Linked DNA regions of Homo sapiens: regions 2, 3 and 4 are each linked to region 1. The links are chromatin contacts, found by Hi-C or POLR2A ChIA-PET in ENCODE. All regions are on one chromosome and are shown on one strand. The core of a region is the stretch at or near the end of the contact, and the rest is flanking DNA. Distances in the headings are between cores, read along the strand shown. Region 1 holds the start of CAPNS1 (calpain small subunit 1). Region 2 overlaps SIPA1L3 (signal induced proliferation associated 1 like 3). Region 3 holds the start of ZNF527 (zinc finger protein 527). Region 4 holds the start of GRAMD1A (GRAM domain containing 1A).

Evidence for each region. A loop is a pair of places that touch in the nucleus more often than their neighbours do. ChIA-PET counts read pairs that join two places held with the same protein, here RNA polymerase II (POLR2A). Pooled maps may share reads with other maps.
Region 2: a loop to region 1 is called in a map of posterior vena cava, with 18 times the contacts of the local background. The contact joins the enhancer-like site here to the promoter of CAPNS1 in region 1. A Hi-C loop is called at or near these places in 1 of 168 maps with a recorded cell type or tissue (posterior vena cava). POLR2A ChIA-PET finds 5 or more read pairs at or near these places in 2 of 52 experiments (GM10248 and PC-3).
Region 3: a loop to region 1 is called in a pooled map, with 7 times the contacts of the local background. The contact joins the promoter of ZNF527 here to the promoter of CAPNS1 in region 1. A Hi-C loop is called at or near these places in 1 of 37 single-sample maps with no recorded cell type and 7 of 50 pooled maps. POLR2A ChIA-PET finds 5 or more read pairs at or near these places in 3 of 52 experiments (A549, B cell and HEK293T).
Region 4: a loop to region 1 is called in a pooled map, with 6 times the contacts of the local background. The contact joins the promoter of GRAMD1A here to the promoter of CAPNS1 in region 1. A Hi-C loop is called at or near these places in 5 of 50 pooled maps. POLR2A ChIA-PET finds 5 or more read pairs at or near these places in 2 of 52 experiments (IMR-90 and Panc1).

What each region holds. Positions count from the first base shown.
Region 1 is chr19:36,138,593-36,141,798 of GRCh38, reverse strand. It overlaps CAPNS1 (calpain small subunit 1), which reads right to left and starts at 1,733. Exons shown (of 11, transcript NM_001749.4): 1 at 1,642-1,733; 2 at 579-802. The coding sequence starts at 787. LOC105372385 (a long non-coding RNA gene) reads left to right here and starts at 1,817. Exons shown (of 3, transcript XR_935954.3): 1 at 1,817-1,908. RefSeq lists enhancers at 1,267-1,326, 1,417-1,466.
Region 2 is chr19:37,926,715-37,929,920 of GRCh38, reverse strand. The region is part of intron 1 of SIPA1L3 (signal induced proliferation associated 1 like 3); the gene reads right to left. Among named protein-coding and RNA genes, the nearest start is that of SIPA1L3, 21 kb to the right of the region's middle. Within about 2 kb of position 1,720, at least 5 of the 41 ENCODE cell types and tissues checked have a DNase peak (open chromatin) inside an H3K27ac peak, as active enhancers do.
Region 3 is chr19:37,369,326-37,372,531 of GRCh38, reverse strand. ZNF527 (zinc finger protein 527) reads right to left here and starts at 1,433. Exons shown (of 5, transcript NM_032453.2): 1 at 1,306-1,433. RefSeq lists a silencer at 1,034-1,343 and enhancers at 1,374-1,683, 1,854-1,903, 1,924-2,063.
Region 4 is chr19:34,998,782-35,001,987 of GRCh38, reverse strand. GRAMD1A (GRAM domain containing 1A) reads right to left here and starts at 1,665. Exons shown (of 20, transcript NM_020895.5): 1 at 1,502-1,665. The coding sequence starts at 1,509. RefSeq lists silencers at 1,051-1,180, 1,451-1,830.

The sequences.
Region 1 (3,206 bases), core at 484-2,983:
TGCTAAGTGGCCGTGGCTAATTAAGCCAACCTGCCCTATCCCTACCAGGGCATTTTTCTCCATTAATCCAGCCAGTTCCCAGCAAGCCCAGCCCATTCTGGGCCATTTACCCTACCCCATTAGGTCTTGCTTCCTCCTGGGCTCACCTCCTCATTAACCCACCTAAAACCTCTGACCACACTCATAAGTCAAGCCCCTTCCGTAAAATGTCACTCAGACGCATTGGCTCCGCACCTTTAACGTTCATCTCCAGGTTAGCCAATGCAGGCTGAGCCCAGACCCATAAGCCCCACCCGCCAAAACTCCACATCAGTCCCCTCAGGACCACATTGTCCTGGTCCCACACAATCAGACTACTCCCATATCAAGCACCGCCCCCAATGACTGATATCCGCCTCACTGGGGTCCACCCCCTTACAGCAGAACTCTCAAACCAGGCCTCCCCGGCCTAATTCATGTACCCAGGTTAGCCTCCAGGTTAATCCTATTCTATTTTTAGACCACGCCCCTCCCAGACCACGCCTCACTGAGGCTCCTCCCATTCCCAGGCCCCGCCCCTCTGATAGTCTCCGCCTTACCTGATGGCGCTGATGACTCCGCCTAGGATGCGCATGGCCGTTCCACCGCCACCGCCGCCTCCACCACCGCCGCCGCCGCCGCCGCCGCCGCCGCCGCCCCCGGCCCCGCTGATCAGGCCTCCAAGCACATTTCCCAGGCCCCCACCCAGGCCCCCGCCTCCCCCGCCGCCGCCGCCGCCGCCCTTCAAGAACGAGTTAACCAGGAACATGGCTGCGACTCACTGCTGGGGGGAAAAAAGGGGACCAGTGGGTGCTTCGCCCCTGAGCCCACACCCTCCCTTCAAACACGCATTTCCGGCAGCTGGACCTGGGAGGAATCTGAAGCCTCCGGGTGGGGGTCTGAGTTTGCGAGGGCGGGTTGTCCGCGGATGGGTGGGGCAGGTATGGGGGATCAGGTTTGCAACCTCCTCAGGTCTAAAAGGCACCCGTGGGGCTTGAGGGAGCCTGGACTGGGTGCACGCGTGAAGGGGAGGGTGCAGATCTGGTGGGGGTTCTCTTGGTGGGGACCCCAAGTTGGCGTAAGGCGTTCCCGACATGTCTGGGCGCTAGAATGTGAGATCCAGAGCCCAGCCTGAATGTAGAGGTCCTTGGCAGGTCATGGGCGCGGAGCAAACATCCACGGCCTAAAGGGCCCCAGGGCGGGGTTTAGGAAATCCCAAATGTGGGCTTGAGAATTTAGGTATTCCCAGCGGCAGGATTCCAGTGTCACCTCTGGCTCTGTGGGCTCGGGTCTAAGATCGTGGCTGTGAGCTCTGGGTTCCCGGACAATGGGGTTCCCCGCTGGAACTGGGGGCACAGATCTACGATCGCGGTTCAGGACACCCCAAGGAAGAATTCACAGGGTATCTCTGAAACCTATGGGCCTGTATTTTGGATCATGAGACAGAGGGTGGAGAAGGGTCCCCGGGACGGCATAAAAGGAGATCGAACAGGTCTGAGGGTTCGAATCTGAGACCATGGATCTGGGGGGCTCCTGAGGCCGAGACTTCACGGTTTCGCCGGGTCTGGGGGCCGCCAAAGTCGGAGTTGCGGGGTGCGGAGGGGGTACGGGCCGGGCGCTTACCGCCGCACACGTCCGGAGTTCTGGGAGTCGGTTCCACTGCCGCTCCCGGGCCTCCCGCAGCGTCCGGCTCCGGAGGGCGGGGCCGGTGACTCAGGCCGCAACTCTCGGGTCGGACACTGCACCGCGGCCCTGCTGTCGCCCGCGCGGTCCTAGAGCCGAAGCGGACATTGCGCATGCGCACCCCACACCGCCCGGCTAGCTGGATCCAGGTCTGGGCCCCGCCCTACGCGTTTCCAGCGCCGGAGGTCTTAATCCCGCCCTGACTCGGTAGGCGGGGGTCTTCCCGACACCCCTCAGGTCTGGGTGGAGGCACCCGCGGACGAGAACTCGGAGGGGACCCACCCCCCGAGTGTCGTAGTGTGAATTTTCACCCTAGGGCATGCCAATATCCTTCCAGGGTGGCGGTTTTCGGTCCGCTCACTAAGGGACTCCGCACGGGCCCTCTGCAGGTGTTGTCGCGACAAACACCTCCTGGAGGCCTGGAGTATGGTTTGACTCACACGCTGGGGGACAGTCGCCCGTGTCTGTGGCGAGGATTGAGGCTGGATTGCCTTTCCCAGTGCCTGCAGCAGCCCGGATGGCAGTCAAACCGCAGGCAGCGCCTGCGCCGCCTCCCAGGCGAACCTTACCACGCCCCCGCCCCAGTCAGGGGCCACCAGAATCATTCCTTCCTGGACTGGCCCAAAGAGTGTCCTCAGTATGCTAGCCTCTAAAGAAGGCCCCAGACACAGGAAGATTCCTTTGGCCACGGCCTGGTTTCTTTATTTACTTAAAAAATATTATTGTTTTTACATAATAGAGACGGAGGTCTCGCTATGTTGCCCAGGCTGCTCTTGAACTCCGGGCCTCAAGCCGTCCTCCTGCCTCAGCCTCCCAAAGTACTGTGAGGTACTGGGATTACAGGTATGGGCTACCGGCCTTTTTTTGATTTAATTTAATTTTTTACAATAATATTTTTACATAGCCTGGTTTCTTTTCTTTTCTTTTCTTTTTTTTTTTTTTTGTTTTGAGACAGCGTCTTGCTCTGTTGCCCAGGCTGGGGTGCAGTGGCGCCATCTCAGCTCACTGCAGTCTCTGCCTCCCAGGTTCAAGCGATTCTCCTGCCTCAGCCTCCCGAGTAGCTGGGATTACAGGCATGCACCACCACACCCAGCTAATTTTTGTATTTTTAGTAGAGACGGGGTTTCACCATGTTGGCCAGGCTGGTCTCAAACTCCTGATCTTAGGTGATCCACCTGCCTCGGCCTGCCAAAGTGCTAGGATTACAGGCATGAGCCACGGGAGTCCAGTACTTTTTCAGGACTCATCGGGGGGAGCTAAATCTGGCCCCCAGGCAGGCTGGCTGGCTCTTATCCCCTACCCTGCAGGCTGGCTAGGCTTGAGTTGAATCCTGGCTGTGCCCTGTAATAACTGCACAACCCCAAAAGAGTGGCTTGATATTCCTGAGCAGCGATTTTCTCATCTGTAAAATGGGAACATGGGTTGCTCCATACCACTAGGCCCCCTATCAAAATTAAATGATATCTGCAGCAATACTGATTATTAAAAAAAAAACTTAAGTGGTG
Region 2 (3,206 bases), core at 471-2,970, 1.8 Mb before region 1:
CACCACTGCACTCTAGCCTGGGTGACAGAACAAGACTGTCTCTAAAAACAACAAACACATACATACATACATAGATACAGACATACATACATAAAAAGTCACATTTAATATGTTAATAGCAGAGGCCACGTTCTTAAGTACTTACCATGCGCTGGCCCCTGGGGGTAAGCACTTGACTGGCATCCTCTCCTTTCATCCAAGAACAGCCCTCAGAGGGGGAAACAGCCTTTGCAAGGAAGGGTAGGAGGAGGGGGGAGGGAGTCAGGAGCAGAGAGATGGGTGAGACCCAGGTGTTTCTGGGCAGAGTGAGTGAGTGCTCTCAAAGACCTCGCACTCTAACCTTCAGACTGCTGCCTCATCACCCAACTCAAGTTTCCCTGAATTGCCAGACAGAATACTTGGTATTCCAACAAGATTCAGAGTTCTTGTGGTACTGGGACTTTGTGCACAGTTTCAAAGGTGGGCATGATTAGAGAACAAAAAGCTAAGTCCTGATTCAGGTAATTACAAAACAAAGCTGGTAAGCACGATGACAAAAATGCATGGGCATTATGCTTTCCCTGTGTTCCACTTATTTCTGCAGCAAAACCAATTGTCTGCCTACCCAATATCCCTCCCCCTTTCCCAGTCCTTTCCTAAATGGTACTCTGATTTCATTCCTGTAGCCACTCTCCTCCCTGTGCTACCTACTTCAGGTAAGGCTGGCCCCGGCTCCAGCCCCAGCCCCAGCCCCAGCCCCAGAGGGTCAATCCTAATTGGCCCTTGGCTGGTTTCTCTGGGCAGGGTCACATATCACCATGCTGGCCAATGAGATATGAGGGAAATCTGGGAGGCAGGGAATCAATGAAAGGTTTCCTCACTCTTAAAGAGATACACAGCAAGTGAGAGATGCCCTCTTTCTGCTGCTGGATGTGGCACTGTCAGTGTGTGCCAACTGGAGCCTTGGCAGTCATCTTGTGGCCATGCAGGGAGCCTAGGGACACAGGAGACACACCATGGATGGCAGAGTGGCTTGAAGGAGAGGGATGGGGTCCCTGCAGGCATTGTGGAACTGCTTAGTCAACTCCTGTGCTGCTGTGCTGCCTACCTACAGGCTTCTTTGTTATATGAGATCATAAATCTCGTTATTTCAGGCCAATTTCATTTGGGCTTCCTATTACAGTAGCTCATGGTTCTCAAAACGTGCTTCCTGGACCAGGGGCACCAGTGTCACCACAAAATGCAAATTCTCAAGCTAGACTTACAGAATCAGGAACTTACAGAATCAGATGGGGCCCAGCAATCTGTGTTTTACCTAGCCCTCTGGGGATTCTGATCCTTGCTAGGGTTTTTTGTTTTTTTTGAGACGGAGTCTCACTCATTCTGTTGCGCAGGCTGGAGTGCAGTGGCATGATCTTGGCTCACTGCAACCTCTCAGAGCCTCCCAGGTTCAAGCAATTCTCCTGCCTCAGCCTCTCGAATAGCTGGGACCACAGGTATGTGCCACCACACCCGGCTAATTTTTGCATTTTTAGTAGAGATGGGGTTTTACCATGTTGCCCAGGCTGGCCTCGAACTCCTGGCCTCAAATGATCCACCTGCCTCGGCCTCCCAGAGTGCTGGGATTACAGATGTGAGCCACCACACCTGGTCTTGCTCGGGTTTGAAAACCACTGCAGTAGCACACAGAGCTTTAGAGTTAAGATACAGCTCTGGAGTCAGACTGCCTGAATCCAAATCACGTCACCATGCTGATACACTGTTGGTGGGAATGTAAATTAGCTCAGCCACTGGGGAAAGCAGTTTGAAGATTCCTCAAAGAACTAAAAATAGAATTACCGTTCGACCCAGCAATCCCATTTCTGGGTATCTACCCAAAGGAAAAGGAACCATTCTACCAAACGACACCTGCACTCCTACGTTCATCGCAGCACTCTTCACGATAGCATGTGAATCAACCCACAAAGCCAGGGAATCAACCCGGATGCCCATCAACAGCGGACTGGACAAAGATAATGTGGTACATATATACCATGGAATACTACACAGCCATTAAACAAGAATGAAATCATGTCTATTGCAGCAACATGGATGTAGCTGGAGGCCATTATCCTAAGTGAATGAATGCACAAACAGAAAACCAAATATCCAATGTTCTTACTTCTAAGTGGGATGCTAAACATTGCGTACACGTACACACACACACACACACACCCCATGTTCTTACAAGTGAGAGCTAAACATTGCATACACACACACACACACACACACACACACACACACACACCCCATGTTCTTATTCTAAGTGGGAGCTAAACATTGCATATACACACACACCCCATGTTCTTACTTCTAAGTGGGAGCTAAACATTGGGTACGTACACACACACACACACACACACACACACACACACACACACGAACAACAGACACTGAGAATTCCAAAAACCAAGAAGGAATGGGGCAAGGGTTGAAAATCTACCTACTGGGGGCTAGGCGCAGTGGCTCACGCCTGTAATCCCAGCACTTTGGGAGACCAAGGTGGGTGGATCACCTGAGGTCAGGAGTTCAAGACCAGCCTGTCCAACAAGGCAAAATCCAATCTCTACTAAAAAATACAAAAAAGTTTAGCCGGGCATGGTTGGTGGAGGCACCTGTAATCCCAGCTACTCGGGAGGCTGAGGTAGGGAGAATTGCTTAAACCCGGGAGGCGGAGGTTGCACTGAGCTGAAATTGCGCCACTACACTCCACCCTGGGTGACAGAGCGAGACTCCATCTCAAAAAAAAAAAAAAAAGGAAAAGAAAATCTACCTATTGGGTACTCTGTTCACTATTTGAGTGACAGGATCTGTACCCCAAACCTCAGCATCACACAATATACTCATGTAACAAACCTTCACATGTACCCTCTGAATCTAAAAAAAAAAAAATCATGCCACCACCTTTTTTTAGCTGCCTGACCTTGAACAAGTTATTCAAATTTAGTTACCTCATCTGCAAAGGGAGAATAATATCTTCCAGGGTTGTCGGGAGGCTTAAAGGAGTGGCTTCATGTGAAGGGCCCGGCACAGTGTCTTGCATGCAGCAGACGCTACATACATTGCCTACTTGCTGCTGCAGTTGTTGCTGCTGATGCTGTTACTACTGTTTGCAGCCAAAGGCTTACCAACTGACACAACTTCCCGACTGAGCTCTTCCAAAGTTGGCGCCATATCTCCTTTAAGGT
Region 3 (3,206 bases), core at 184-2,683, 1.2 Mb before region 1:
CACTGCACTCTAGCCTACAGGACAGAGCAAGACTCTGTCTCAAAAAAAAAAAAAAAAAAAAAAAGAAAAGAAAAGAAAAGAAAAGAAAGGGACAACTGTGGTTGACCTAGAATTCAGTATACATCACCCCCTAATTTCACCCCCTAATTCTGGACTACTTTGCACTAGGCAACTCAGTCCCTAGCAGTTATTTCCTTAGTGTAGTGCAGCTTGAAATTGTCCATAAAAACTGCAGCAGGGCGCAGCGCCTCACGCCTGTAATCCCAGCACTGTGGGAGGCTCTGGTGGGCGGATCATGAGGTCAGGAGTTGGAGACCAGCCTGGCCAAACATGGTGAAACCTCGTCTCTACTAAAAATACAAAAACTAGCTGGGCGTGGTGGTGCGCGCCTGTAATCCCAGCTACTTGGGAGGCTGAGGCAGGAGAATCACTTGAACCTGGGAGGCGGAGGTTGCAGTGAGCCGAGATCGCATCATTGCACTCCAGCCTGGGCAATAGAGTGAGACTCCATCTCAAGAGAAAAAAAAAAAAAAAAGCGAGACCTCTAGAGCTAAACTGCTTGGGTTTGAGTTCTGGTGCTGTCACTTGTTAACTGTGTGAACTTGGGTAATTCTAATATTTCTGTGCTTCATACATCAATCCCACAATCTCATATATACACACAAATTCTCACCCAATCACAAATGTATAGAGTCACACAAACACACCCATAATCTCACACAATACACAGCCACATAAGCACAAAGATAGATGGTAACATACAACTACACCAACAGAGATAAACAATCACACACAATCACACACAAAGTAGCATACCACAGAAGTCACACATCTTGTCACAATTACTGATACAAAACTATACCTGCGGAGACAGATGGTCATAGTCGCACAATCACACTTGCTGTCACACACATTCAAACGCAATTGTATCCGCAGAAACAGGTGGTCACATAACCACACACATGCATTTACACAAACACACAATGTCACACCCCAGTCTCTCATAAACACATACACAGCTACACCTGCAGAGACAGTCACACACAAACACACATATTCACAGTTTCACCCCCAGACACAGATGGTTACAGTCACACACAAGCGGGCGCACGCGCACAAACACACACACACAGTGACACAAGATCACATTCTGTCACACCCGCAGCCTGTCACATAGTTGGTAATACAGTGAAACACACACGGCCTCCCCAGCGACTCCTGCCGGGTTCCCATCCCTGGCGCGGCCGGGCCACCCGGAGCCCGCCCTTGACTTCCCGCTCCCGCCCGGGGCCCGGCCCCACTCACCTCCCGGCGCCGCGGGCTCTGCAAACGGGCCCCGCGACCGAGACCCGCGACGTCACCTCCCAGAATCCTCCGCGAGGAGGAGCGAGGCGAGGACTGAGGCATGCAGGACTCTGAGCTCTGCGAGATCTGAACCAGCGACACCGCGTTCCCCATGGACCCCGCGAACCACGAGCCCCAGAACGCTTTGCGCCACGGCCGTCATCGTTGAACTACATCTCCCAGAGAACCCCGCGGCCCCCTCCACTGCGCGCCTGCGCCACGGGGGCAGGTACCGGAGAGGGCTGTGTGCGGTCGTAGGCTCTCCAGTGACCTTGAGCTGCTGTGTTGGGGAAAGCGGCCAGGCTGCGCGCGGGGCTGACTGGTTGAATGCTTGGGTGTGGTGGTTCGTGTGTGACTGTTGCTGCACACCTTTATGCTTGCCGACGAAAGGAGCGGCGGATTTTGTCAGTGCAGGGAGCTTCTGTATTTTAAATCACGTCCCGTGATTGTGGGTAGCTGAATGTGAAAGTGATTGTGGATGAAAGAGACTGTGGCTGACATTGGGGGTGACCGTTTCTGTTACTGTGAGGATACCACTGATCCGATGTGTATCTGACTGTCTCCTGGTCTTACTGTTCCTTCACCCCCATCTCCTGCCATGGGCGGGGTCTGTGGTATCTTTTATTGAGGCAATCTCGGCGCTCACTGCAACCTCCGCCTCCCGGGTTCAAGCGATTCTCTTGCCTCAGCCTCCTGAGGAGCTGGGATTACAGGCACCTGCCACCACGCCCAGCTAATTTTTGTATTTTTAGTAGGGATGGGGTTTCACCATGTTGGCCAGGATGGTCTTCATCTCCTGAACTTGTGATCCACCTGCCTCGGCCTCCCCAAGTGCTGGGGTTACAGGCATGAGCCATCGCACCCGGCCTATTTTATTATTATTATTATTTCTCAATTGGTCAAAATAATATATTTAACATTTTAATATTATTAAACATACAAAAGGCCACACTTTGGCCCTCCTCTAGTCAAGCAGTTTCCTTCCTGGTGAAAGTCCATAGGCAGAAACATGCCTGCAAAGATCTCACAACCTTCTTTCAGACCATGCTCTGGGTATCCAAATCCCCAGGATTTCCTGTTCAAATGGACTCCAGCCTGCTTCCAGAGCCTGTATCTCCTCTGTGTCCAAAGACCCTTCCCTTGATCTGTCTTCCAAAGGTGGAATGTGCTGCCTATCCACAAAATGTGGCCAAATGAGAGCAATTTGGTAAGGCTAGACAGAGCTTAGATATGCAAGCTGGAGTGTCCACATGTGGGAATAGAAGACCTCTTACGATGTGGGACAAGGATGGCAGTGGGAACAGAAGGGGACTGGCTGGGGACCTCCATCTGTACTGTTGACCCAGGTCTCTACATGTCAATGACAGGCTCATTTATGTATAAACTATTTTGGAGACCAATGGTCTTATGATGATGGTGGTTTGAATTAGGGTCATCACTGGAAGAGGCAATGAGAAATTGTCAGATTGGGATACAGTTTGAGTGTAGAACTAACAGAAGTTGCTGATGCTTGGTTGTGAATATAGGGAAAGAGAGAAGTTCAATATAATGCCTAAATGTCTTGAGCCCCTGGAAAAATGGTAGTGTTATTTACTAAGATAGGGGAAAATGAGTATGTGGCAGTTATCTAGGATGGGGTGGGTGGTGAGGTATCATGTTAAGTCGCAGATGCTTGTTGGATTTCAAAAGAGTGATATCAAGTAGGCATTTAGATATATGTGTGTGGAGCTCAGTGAAATGTTGGTACTAGAGATACGAATTTGGGAATTTCAATTAAGATGCTTTTAATAGGAAGTTATACAGTTATATGCTCAACTGAAAGTAGCTTATACAGTAAAGATATTTATTTCCCCACTTAGCAA
Region 4 (3,206 bases), core at 416-2,915, 1.1 Mb after region 1:
CCACACTCACAGAGCCCCAGACACACAACAATGTCACAAATGTAACTTACATTGGCACACAGAGCTAAATGAGAGTTTCAAGCCAGGCGCGATGGCTTAAGCCTGTAATCCCAGCACTTTGGGAGGCCGAGGTGGGTGGATCACCTGAGGTCAGGAGTTCGAGATCAGCCTGGCCAACATGGTGAAACCCCATCTCTACTAAAAATACAAAACTTAGCCAGGCGTGGTGGCACACGCCTGTAATCCCAGCTACTCAGGAGGCTGAGGCAGGAGAATTGCTTGAACCCAGCAGGAGGAGGTTGCAGTGGGCCGAGATCGTGCCACTGCACTCTAGCCTGGGCGACAGAGCCAGACTCTATTTCAAAAGAAAAAAAAAAAAAGAAGAGCGTTTCAGAGCTAAATTACAGGCATATGCAGGCACAGAGGGTCATGGTAGAACCCAGAGCCCCAGGCACACTTGTACACACACCACTAAGTCACAATGGGACGCACACTGGTAACTTACAGCAACGCTTGGAGCTACAGATAGAATTAATGGTAAAACACACACAGCCCAAGAAGGATCAGAGCTGCTACACACGGTAACTCCAGACACATGTACAAACACTCCAACGTCACACTCAGACACACAGGGGTAATTTATATTTGCACAGGGAGCTACAGATGGAATGAGACACAACACGCACACAACCAGCTGCTCACAGCCACAGATTTGGAGCCCCAGACACACACAGGTAACTTACAGTGACACACAGAGCCGCGGTCAGAATTAGTGGTTAAGTTACACGCAGGAACTCTATCAGAGGCCCAAAGCTGCTGCAGGCTAGCAGCCCCAGACACACGTACACACACTTGCAAGACAATTCACAGTCGGAAGCACATGCGCCCACCTGGACCGGAAGGGGAGTAAGAAGTCAATTCCGAGCACACAGGACCCCCCGCCCTCCATGACCTCAAGCACGCGGTCCTGGAGAGACGCAGGAAGCCCCCACCCCCGGCAGCCCCGAGACCCGCAACAGCCAAGGACGGTGGGAGGGGGCCCAGGCAGGAGGGGGCTGCCTACTCCCGGCGCGCCCAGGGCTCCGCGGCCTGTGGGCCTGGGCTGGTCCCGATCCTGTCTCCATCCCAGGCCGGAGCCCCAGTTCGGCCTCGCGCTCACCCCTGGCTTACCAGGCAGGGGGTTGCCAGGCCTGAGGGCCCTCCCCGCCAGATGAACCCGCGGGCCCCCAGCCAAACCCCGCAACCCAGTGCGTCGCGGGCCGGCAGTGGCGACCCAGACCCCGGGCCCTGCCCTGCGTCCGCGCCCCACTCCCCAGCTGCACCCCTCGCCCGGGGGCCCCCTGCCCCGCCCCCACCCCGATCGCCCCGGCCAGAGCCATGTGCAGAGGCCCCCGACCTCTGCAGCGGCCGCTCCGCCCCCTCCCCAAGCCCGCGGCGCCCCCTCCCTCCGGTGGCCTCCCCCGCGCGCCCGGTCCCTGAGCTCTAGTCGCCCGGTCCTTACTCGAACATGGATGCGGCGCGGTGGGCGCGCCCCGGGCGCAGGGCAGGGCAGGGCAGGGCAGGGCTGGGCTGCGCGGGGCTGGGCTGCGCTGGGCGTCCCCGCAGGGCACCGGCCTGGCCTTCCGCGGCCGCCGCCCCCACCCGACCCAACCGCCCGCACAAAAGGCCGGAGCCGCCGGAGGCCGCCGCGGCGTCAGCGACACCCCCTTCCTTCCCCCGCCCCGCCGCGTCACGGCGCCGCCCCCAGCCCGGGAGGGAAGGCGGGGAGGGGCCGCAGAGGCCTAGAAGGAGGGAGAAGCCGGGGAGAGAGGGACTGGACAGAGAAGGGAAAGCAGAGGGGCAGAGAGACAGAGAAGGAAACAAAGAGACTTTATTAAAACCAAACATCGTGGAGGCAGCTGCCTGCCCGCAGGTTGGGGAGCCCCCTCCCCTAGTACCTAGAAAAGGGTCCCTAGCAACTACTATGCCCCTGGCCAGAAGCTCCTGGACCTCCCAGGGAGGAACCTGAGAGCCGGGGCGAAGGTGGGGGAGGACTGGAGATGCTGGGAAACCGAGGTGTATGTATGGGGGAGGGGGCCTGAAGCTGGCGGGAAGGGGTGGGGCCGGTTGGCCGCCTCCTCCTTCCCTCTCCCAGTCTCTGAGCCCGGGTTCCTGGTCCCAGGAGGTCCGGTGCCTCCGTTTCTAGGGACTTCCCAGTTTTGGTCAGCCAGGCCAAGTACCAAGTCAGAATCCAGCCTCCCTGGCTCTTATCTGTGCTGAGACCTTGCGCTCATCACCCCAGTGCTGGGAGTCCCACTAACTCGGTGGTAAGGGCTTTTCCCGGGGACAGCGCAGGAACGGGCAAAATCAGTCCTTTTACGGAAGGAGAAGCCCGGCCTCTAAGATGGGAAGTGACTTGTTGGGGTCACCTGGTAGGTAGGCGGCAGAGTTGGATTCGATCCTGCTCTGACGCCATAACCTGCGTCCCCCCTCCCCCGCCCCGTCTGCAAGAGGTCAGAGTCAGGTGGTGTCCTGGACTCCTGGCCCAACCACACAGAAATGCGAGTCCCACCTCACAGCTCCGGGGCTGTGGCTCCCCAGCGCTCTCCAGGGTACGCTGTCCCCGCCTCTTTTGAAAAAACTCCCTTCCCAACCCTCTCCATCAACCCTTCCCCTCCTCCTGCAAAAGAAGCCCACCTGACTTCTCCATTTTGATGAATGGCAGGCCCAGAACTTCAGAGTCTTTTCTGACCCTCTCTTTTCCTTCACACCACATCCAATCCGTCACAAACTGTGGGCTCCACGTATAAAATCAATCGCTCCATTCTAAACTCTTCTTCCTCCGCTGCCCACGCCCTGGCCCAGCCTCCATCCTCTCCTGCCTGATCTCCCTGCTCCCATCCCTGCCCCTACTGTCTGTTCTCACCTGCAGCCAGAGAGAGCCTGGGACCACCTGAGTCAGTTAACTACCCTCCTGGCTCAGAGCCCTGCCCCAGCTGTACCTCACTCCAGGTAAAAGCAAAGTCCTCACCTTGGCACCCAAGGCCCCTGTCAGCTCTCTGACTTCAGCTCCTCATCTCCCCCTGGCTCACACCCCCCATCCAGCCTACCCGCTGTTCTTCTAACTCACCAGGCACCTTCCTGCCTCCTACCCCAAGACCTTTGCACTGGTTATTCCCTCTGCATGGACAGCACCCCCCCTATCGCCGTGCCCTACCTCTCATGCT